2 separate regions of the Homo sapiens genome follow, and region 1 is linked to region 2. Evidence: read pairs that join two places in POLR2A ChIA-PET (ENCODE). Cell type or tissue: Caco-2. All regions are shown on one strand.

Region 1 (4,000 bases), 160 kb before region 2:
TGTGCCCTCTGAAAGAGCACCTTGTCACTCTCTGTCCCTTCTCCCACTTGTTTACTTGTATATTGTGTTCCCACTAGAATGTCAACTCCAGGAGAGCAGAGACTCTTGTCTTATTCACTGCTGTGTCCCTGGTGCCTAGAACAGTGCCTGGCACCTGCTAAGTGCATATTAAGGAGTCGTTGCTCACTGGGTAGAAGCATTAAAAAAAAAAAAAAAAAAAGGCTGGGTGTGGTGGCTCACGCCTGTAATCCCAGCACTTTGGGAGGCAAAGGTGGGTGGATCACCTGAGGTCAGGAGTTCGAGACGAGCCTGGCCAACACAGTGAAACCCCGTCTCTACTAAAAATACAAAAAAATTAGCTTGGCGAGGTGGCAGGTGCCTGTAATCCCAGCTACTTGGGAGGCTGAGGCAGGAGAATCGCTGGAACCCAGGAGGCGGAGGTTGCAGTGAGCCAAGATCACACCAATGCACTCCAGCCTGGGTGACAGAGCAAGACTCTGTCTCAAAAAAAAAAAAAAAAAAAAAAAAAAAAAAAGAATTGTTGAGTGCATGAATGAATAAAAGAAAGAAAATGACTGGGCACAGTGGCTCACATCCCAGCACTCTGGGAGGCTGAGGTGGGCAGATCACTTGAGCCCAGGAGTTTGAGACCAGCCTGGGCTATAGTGAGACCTCTGCTCTACAAAACATTTTTAAAATTATTGTTTTAAAATAATTTAAAAATTATTTAAAATGTAAAAGGGCGTGGTGGCATGTGCCTGTGGTCCTAGCTACTCAGGAGGCTGAGGTGGGAGGATTGCTTGAGCCCAGGAGTTGGAGGCTGCAGTGAGCTATGATGGGGTCCTAGCTACTCAGGAGGCTGAGGTGGGAGGATTGCTTGAGCCCAGGAGTTGGAGGCTGCAGTGAGCTCTGATTGCACCACTACACTCCAGCCTGGGTGACAGAGCAAAACCTATGATGATAGATAGATAGATAGATAAGATAGAGCGAGCAAGACCCTATCTCAGGTAGATAGATAGATAGATAGATAGACAGACAGACAGACAGACAGACAGATAGATAGATAGATAGATTAGATTAGATAGATAGATAGATAGATAGATAGATATGGTTAAGTGAGTGGACTTTGGTCCTGGTCAGACTTGCCACGGAATCCCAGTTCTGATACACTCGCCGTGTGACTGAGGGCTGACATGTCTTCTCTCTGAGCTTCACTCTCCTGCTTCACACACCGTGTGAACGGCACCCTCCTCGCTGCCTTCTTTTGCACCAGGATGGAGCCTGCACGTAACACTTTGTAGTGGTCTCACTGCTGTCCTGTCTCCAGCACGGGGCACCGATGAGCCAGCCAGAAGCCGTCCCTGCCGGGGGGATGCTTGACCCAAATCTTCAGTAATAACTCCTTCCACTCTGGGTGACCAGCTGTGGTGCCCCAGGGCAGGGACTTGTTGATCTGGGTTTGTTCTGGAGGCCAGAAGGGTTTCCTGGGGACTGGGATTGGAGCAGGATTGAGAGTGCCTGGTATGTGGAGAGACCTGGCTGTTGTGGCATGAGTCCGAGGGCTCAGGGGCCGGCTGCTTCCCGGCCTTTGTCTTCCTTGCAGGAAACAGGCCAGGAGTTACAAGGGGCCAGAGGATGCTGCTGTGGTTATGGTGGAAGTTAACAGCTTTGGGAAGTGTGCATGTGTGTGAGTGTGTGTGTGTGTGCACTTGTGCTCATTGTAAAGAGAGACGGTAAAGAAATGAGGAGAGACTGCAGGCACATGCAAATACAGAGAAAGCTTTCAGTTGTCAGGATCGCTCTCCCGGTTTTTCCTGCATGGTGGTGTAAAATCTGACATGTGTACAGAAAAGTGTGTAAAACCTCCATGTTCAGTTTAATGAATAATTATAAAGCAAACAGCCATGAAACTACCACCCAGATCAAGAAGACAGGCATCACCAGCTCCCTGAAAGCCCTCTCCTTCACCTGCCCTTCCCAGTGCTAACAAAAACATTCTCCTCCCTTTCTTTTCATTGTTCCTCTTTTTTGGTGAATTGTGAAAGATTTCAGACACCCCCAAGAGAAGAGAGAATCACCTGCTGACCACCCTCAGGCCCGCTGCCCAGCTAAAAGACGAAATGCTTGCTGTGGGTGCAGCCCCCAGGTGCCTCCCCCAGGGCCCCAGGCGTCGCTGGCCCTGCGTCTGCTTCCCTAAACAGTGTCCCGCATTGTTCTGCAGGATTTTAAACTGCGTGTAAATGGTACGAGGCCAGCGGCACTTGGCTGCAACTCTCTCAATATTTTGTTCTTGAGATTTCTCTGGGTGGAGTAATGAAGCTCTGTGCCAGAAGGAATGGTTCCCAGCGGGGGTCAGGGCACCCCTACCCCTGGCCAGAGGAAAGCAGCTCTGTCCTGGGGGGGCCCCAGGAGGACGCTCTGGGCTCCTCTCACCCAGGCCCGCAGCCCCCTGCTCCACGTGGGTTTGAGGCGGCCACCTCCAGTGGAAGTGGTAGAGCGCCGTTGGCTTCCTAGGGCACCACATAGGACCCAGTTACAGCCGTGATGTGAAGGGGCCCTCCCTGAGCTTATGTAAGGTGTAATGGGGCGCTGGTGCCGCCTGGGGCCTGTGTGCACCACGGAGGGGCCTTCTCTGGAGGAGGGCATAGATCAGCAGCTGGGGCAGGAGGGCCTCTTCTCTTCCCATACTGCCCTCCCCCTGCGCCCGCCCACTGCCCACCCTCACCCGCCCTGTTTGCCAGGCTCACACAGCCTTTCTTGGAGAGGCCCTCTGGCGGGGAGTTTACTCTCAAAGGCTCTATATCTAGCTGACCTGGGATTGCCACCCAGCTCCGCCACCTTCTAGCTGGACGGCCCTGGGCATGTGTTGACCCCTGCCCCACCTCTGTTGGCCTCAGTTTCCCCATTTGTAAAATGGAATTGTGTGAGGGTTATTTCATCCATGCAAAGCCTTCGTAGAAGCTAGTGTGTGGAAGCCTCTTAATGAGCCTTAGCTGTTAGTATCTTTGTCATGCTTGCCATTCATTCACTCATTTTTGTTGATAGTAACTTTTTGCCTCCTCTGAGTCCAGCCCTGTCAGGCTGAGGTCCTGCCTTCATGGAGCTTATAATACAGTGAGGGAGACAGACATGGTACTAGGCAGTGACAAACCAGAGTGACCTTGGAAAGCACAGGCCAGAGTGTGACAGCTGTGATGGGAGAAGACCCAGAGGACTGTGGGAGGCCCTGGCTCCAGCCTAGGAAATCAAGGAAGGCCTCCTGGAGGAGGAGACTTCAGAGCTGAGGCCTGAAAGAGGAGCAGGGTTAGTTTGCGGAACATTGTCCCAAGGAGAGCAAATAGCATGTTCAAAGGCTAAAAGTTGGGAAAGGGTCTGGCATTTTAAATAAACCATTACTATTTTTAAGAAAACTTTAAATTCTGAGATCATTGTAGATTCTCCTACAGTTGTAAGAAGTAACTCAGAATGGCCAGGCGCAGTGGCTCACGCCTGTAATTCCACCCCATTTGGGGAGGCCAAGGCAGGAGGATCGTTTGTGCCTAGGAGTTCGAGATCAGCCTGGGCAACCTGGGGAGACACCATCTCTTCACAAAATAGAAAAGCTTATCTGGCTGTGATGCTGTGCACCTGGAGTCCCAGCTACTTGGGAGGCCGAGGTGGATCACTTGAGCCTGGGAGGTTGAAGCTGCTGTGAGCTGTTAATGGCACCACTGCACTCCAGCCTGGGCAACAGAATTAAGGCTCTGTTGCAAAAGAAAGAGAGAAAGAGAGAGAGGGAGAAAGGGAGAGAGGGAGGGAGGGAGAGGGGGGAAGGAAGGAAGGAGAGAAGGAGAGAGGGAGAAAAGAAAAGAAAAGAAAGAAATAATACAGAGAGGAGGTCTGGCGCACCTTTACCCAGTTTTCCCCAATGGTAACACCTGCGAGACTGTAGTACCAGATACCAGAGTGTCAACTGACATTGACACTGTCATTGTCAATTGACAATTGTCATTGTCAATTG
Region 2 (4,000 bases):
AAAGTTAATTTATGTAAAAAATGTAACAGAGCTTGGCAAAGGCGGAGCCCCATACATGTGTTTGTTGCTGTTACTCTTATTATTTTAACATATTTTTCTTCCTTAATACAAACAGAACTCTTTCCCACTTGTTCCCTTCCTTCCTGCTTAGTTCATTGGTATGAGGATGTGAGACCCAGAGCTATGGCAACCATTTTGTGACCACAAGGCAACAAGTTTAGGGTGTGAAGCTATCATTTTGAGGAAGGTAGAACAAAAGAGTAGAAAACGGGGTCCTTGCTGATATTAATAAGCCATTGCACCAAACCCCAGAATCCCCTAACTCCAGACTTACTCTTAGGTGACATAACTGAATGTCTTTCTTGCTTAAGTCGTGTTAATTGGATTTTTCTGTTTCTTGTGGCCAAATGTATCCCCACAAATTCATCTCTGCATGGCCAGCACTGAACCCAGAGAATGTGGTCAATTAATATTTCATAAAAATTTTAATCATATAGGACATGTCTGAGCCCAGGCATATGAGTCTCTTCAATTATGAATGTTGCAATGGAAGAAAACAAGGTTGCAAATCTCTACTTGGAGATGCCAAGGCTTTATAGAAGAGATTTTGAACTGGATATATTTTAGTTTTGCCTGAGCAGCATCCATTACTCCTGGTAACAGTGCTTCAATTTTCCTTCGGAAATGACCTCCTTTCCTACTCCCTCATTTGGCTGGACACATGACTCCAATTTGATCAATTAGAGCAAGCACTCCATCTCCAGAGCACAGTAACAAGTTTTCCTTGTCCTCTCTCATGGTGGCCTTTGCTTAAGTGGTTCCCTCTGCTTAGGACAGTTCCCACCACTCTCCCACGACCAAGTCTTCACCTGGCTCATTTCCACAATATCACTTCCTCCTCCAAAAATCCTTCTGCATAGTACACCGGGGTTTCTATTGCTTTATTTTTTATTTTATATATATATGTGTGTATATATATATATATATGTGTATATATATATATATATGTGTGTATATATATATATATTTGTGTATATATATATATATATATATTTTTTTTTTTTTTTTTTTTTTTTGAGACAGAGTCTAGTTCTGTCACCCAGGCTGGAGTGCAGTGGTGCGATCTTGGCTCACTGCAACCTCCACCTCCCAGGTTCAAGTGATTCTCGTGCCTCATCCTCCTGAGTAGCTGGGATTACAGGCACCCGCCACCATGCATGGCTAATTTTTGTACTTTTAGTAGAGACAGGATTTTACCATGTTGGCCAGGCTGGTCTCGAACTCCTGACCTCAGGTGATCCACCCGCCTCAGCCTCCCAAAGTGCTGGGATTACAGGCATGAGCCACTGTGTCCAGCCTCTATTGCTTTTATATGCTCAACAAGCTTTCTTATTTTTTTTTCTTTTTTGAGACTAGCATATTACAGCAACAAGCTTTCTTTGTTTTATTTTTTTTTAAGATCTTGCTCTGTCATCCAGGCTGGAGTGCAGTGGCTCAATCATAGCTCACTGCTGCCTCAAACTCCTGGGCTCAAGACCACCTCCTGAGTAACTGGGACTACACGTACACACCACCATGCTTGGCTAATTTTTTATTTTTATTTTTGTAGAGACAGAGTCTCGCCATGTTGCCCAGGCTGGTCTCAAGCTCCTAGCCTCAAGTGATCATCCCACCTTGGCCTCCCAAAGTTCTGGAATTACAGGTATGAGCCACCACACCCAGCCAACAAGATTTCTTATCCTACTTTTTCTGGAGAGTATTTACCTTCAACCACATAAAATTGCCAATACTATACAATGTGTGACCTACAAAAATGGCAAGTTCATGTGGTTCAACCTAATATTTAGCAATCCCTACTTCCCAGGACACACAACCGGGACATAGGACCCACCCACCCCCTACCTGGCCAATCAAAGCATTCCATTCATTCCCTTGGATGCGGCAATCAGTGCAGGGGTTGCTATGTGACCTCGGCCAGGCCGATAAGAGCTCTTCCCTGAGATTTTTCTCTTAGGACTAGAGATTCTGCCATTTTATCTCTGGGCTCTGGAAAGATTGAGTCTGTGTCTGTAAATAAATGACCATTTTCCCCCGCCACATGCAGTTGAAAGGGATGAGTCTGAGCTGAGCCAAGCAGAGAAGAGAGCTGTGTAGGGAGAGTGTCTTGGTGGGGTTGAGTCTGGGTTCCTTTCTCTAAAGCTCTGTTCCTTGTAGCTTTGCAATCACCCCACAACTTTTTCTTTTTTTTTTTATTTTTGAGACGGAGTCTCACTCTGTCACCCAGGCTGGAATGCAGTGATGTAATCTCAAGTGATTCTCCTGCCTCAGCCTTTCAAGTAGCTGAAATCACAGGCACCCACCATGCCCAGCTGATTTTTGTATTTTTAGTAGAGATAGGGTTTCACCATGTTGGCGAGCCTGGTCTCGAACTCCTGACCTCAGGCGATCCTCCCACCTTGGCCTCCCAAAGTGCTGGGATTACGTGTCAGTCACTGCACCCACCCCCAATTCTGTTTTGAAGGTAGGCATACCTCACCCCAAAGCTGGGGTCTCCATAGAAATCAGACCACATACCACCCCTGGTAAAGACCCTTCATTGGCTTCCCATGGCCCCAAAGAATAAAATGTTAACTCTTGACCACACCTCACAAGGTTCTGTAGAACCCACTTGCTTCTCCCACCTACTCTCCTCTCACTCTTCCCACTTCAGTCCAGACACACTGCCTCCAACACATCAAGCACACTACTTCCTAAGGGTCTTTGCACATGCTGTTCCCTTTGCCAGGAATGCTTTTCCCTGCTTTTCTCACAATGCATTTATTTAGCTCTGTCATCACCATCCTTCACCCTCCCACCTAAAGTAGGCCTCAAAGTCATTCTCTATGCCATCATCCTGTTTTCATTCTTGGCACAACATTTATTTGCCACTGGACATGCATTATTTACTCGTTTTTGTTTGCTTGTTTTTTGGGTCTCACTCTGCCACACAGGCTGGAGTGCAGTGGTGCAATCAGGGCTCATTGCAGCCTCAACCTCCTGGACTCATTTAATTGCTTATTTGTTTATTTCTCCTCCCTCTAGAATATAGGCACCACGGAGCAGGGCTTTCTTGTTTTGTTTCATCTATTTTGTTCACTGCGATAGCCCCTACATAGGACCAGTTACATAATACATGCTCAATAATGCTTTATCAAGTGAATTAGAGACAAGATTCCTGATGGTTCTGTGTGCAGGTTGGAGGCAGTCAGCTTTCCAATCATGGCTCTGCTGTTAACTGGCTGTGTGATCTTGGAGATGCTCCTTAACCTCTCTGAGCTTCAGTTTCCTCATCTTGAAAATTGTGTGCACACACTGCATATACCTGTGCAGGCTTTAAATGCAGTCATACTTATTATTGGAGTAACTCCATTTCCTAAGCATTATGTGCCATGCACTGGGTTGCATGCTCTTTATCCGTGCATCAGGGAGGGTTTGGGAGCACTGTGCCTGGCTTGTGAAAAGCCCTCAGTACCTAGGAGTCGTCATGACTGACACAAATGAGGGTGGTTGGGCTCCTGGGTGAGGAAGCCTCCTGGCCTGTGATTCTCTGGTGCCTCTGTCCTAGCAGCCTCCCACCCTGTCTGCCTAGATCCATCCCCCTCCCTCCTGCTCCGTTTCTATTTCTGTCTTTCTCTCCTCCTCCCCTGGCCTCAGGGGGCCCCTGGCTGGCAAGAAGCCTTCCTCCTTCTTCCCCAAGATCAGGAAGGTGTTATCACTGCAGGGCCCCTGCAAGGACTGGGATGTCTGTCCCTCTCCTCTCCCCAACCAGCTTTCCTTCCCCAGCCACAGCCCTCAGCCTCACCTGAGAAACTCCTCTCCCCACACCATCCTCCATGCCCTCCGCCAGGGTCCCTCAGATTCCAGGCAGAGCGACACAAGAGGTCTTGTCCCTGAGCTCACCAGGCTAGCTGTGGATATCCAAGCTCAGCTAAGCTCATGGGGGCCATACCCCAGCTTCCGG

The links. Peaks named below come from ENCODE experiments on the same cell type or tissue, not always from the same donor. Only the 100,000 strongest peaks of a DNase experiment are listed, where the experiment ranks them.
Region 1: POLR2A ChIA-PET joins it to region 2 with 5 read pairs; 6 of 35 experiments call an interaction of 5 or more read pairs at or near these places.

Annotation. Positions count from the first base shown.
Region 1 is chr19:39,143,089-39,147,088 of GRCh38, forward strand. All of the region lies in intron 1 of PAK4 (p21 (RAC1) activated kinase 4), which reads left to right. Among named protein-coding and RNA genes, the nearest start is that of PAK4-AS1, 8.5 kb to the left of the region's middle. RefSeq lists enhancers at 1,002-1,998, 1,999-2,993. In Caco-2, no CTCF peak of the experiment used is centred here; DNase peaks (open chromatin) are centred at 1,227 and 1,597.
Region 2 is chr19:39,301,596-39,305,595 of GRCh38, forward strand. No RefSeq gene overlaps it. Among named protein-coding and RNA genes, the nearest start is that of IFNL1, 7.2 kb to the left of the region's middle. In Caco-2, no CTCF peak of the experiment used is centred here; DNase peaks (open chromatin) are centred at 1,936 and 3,726.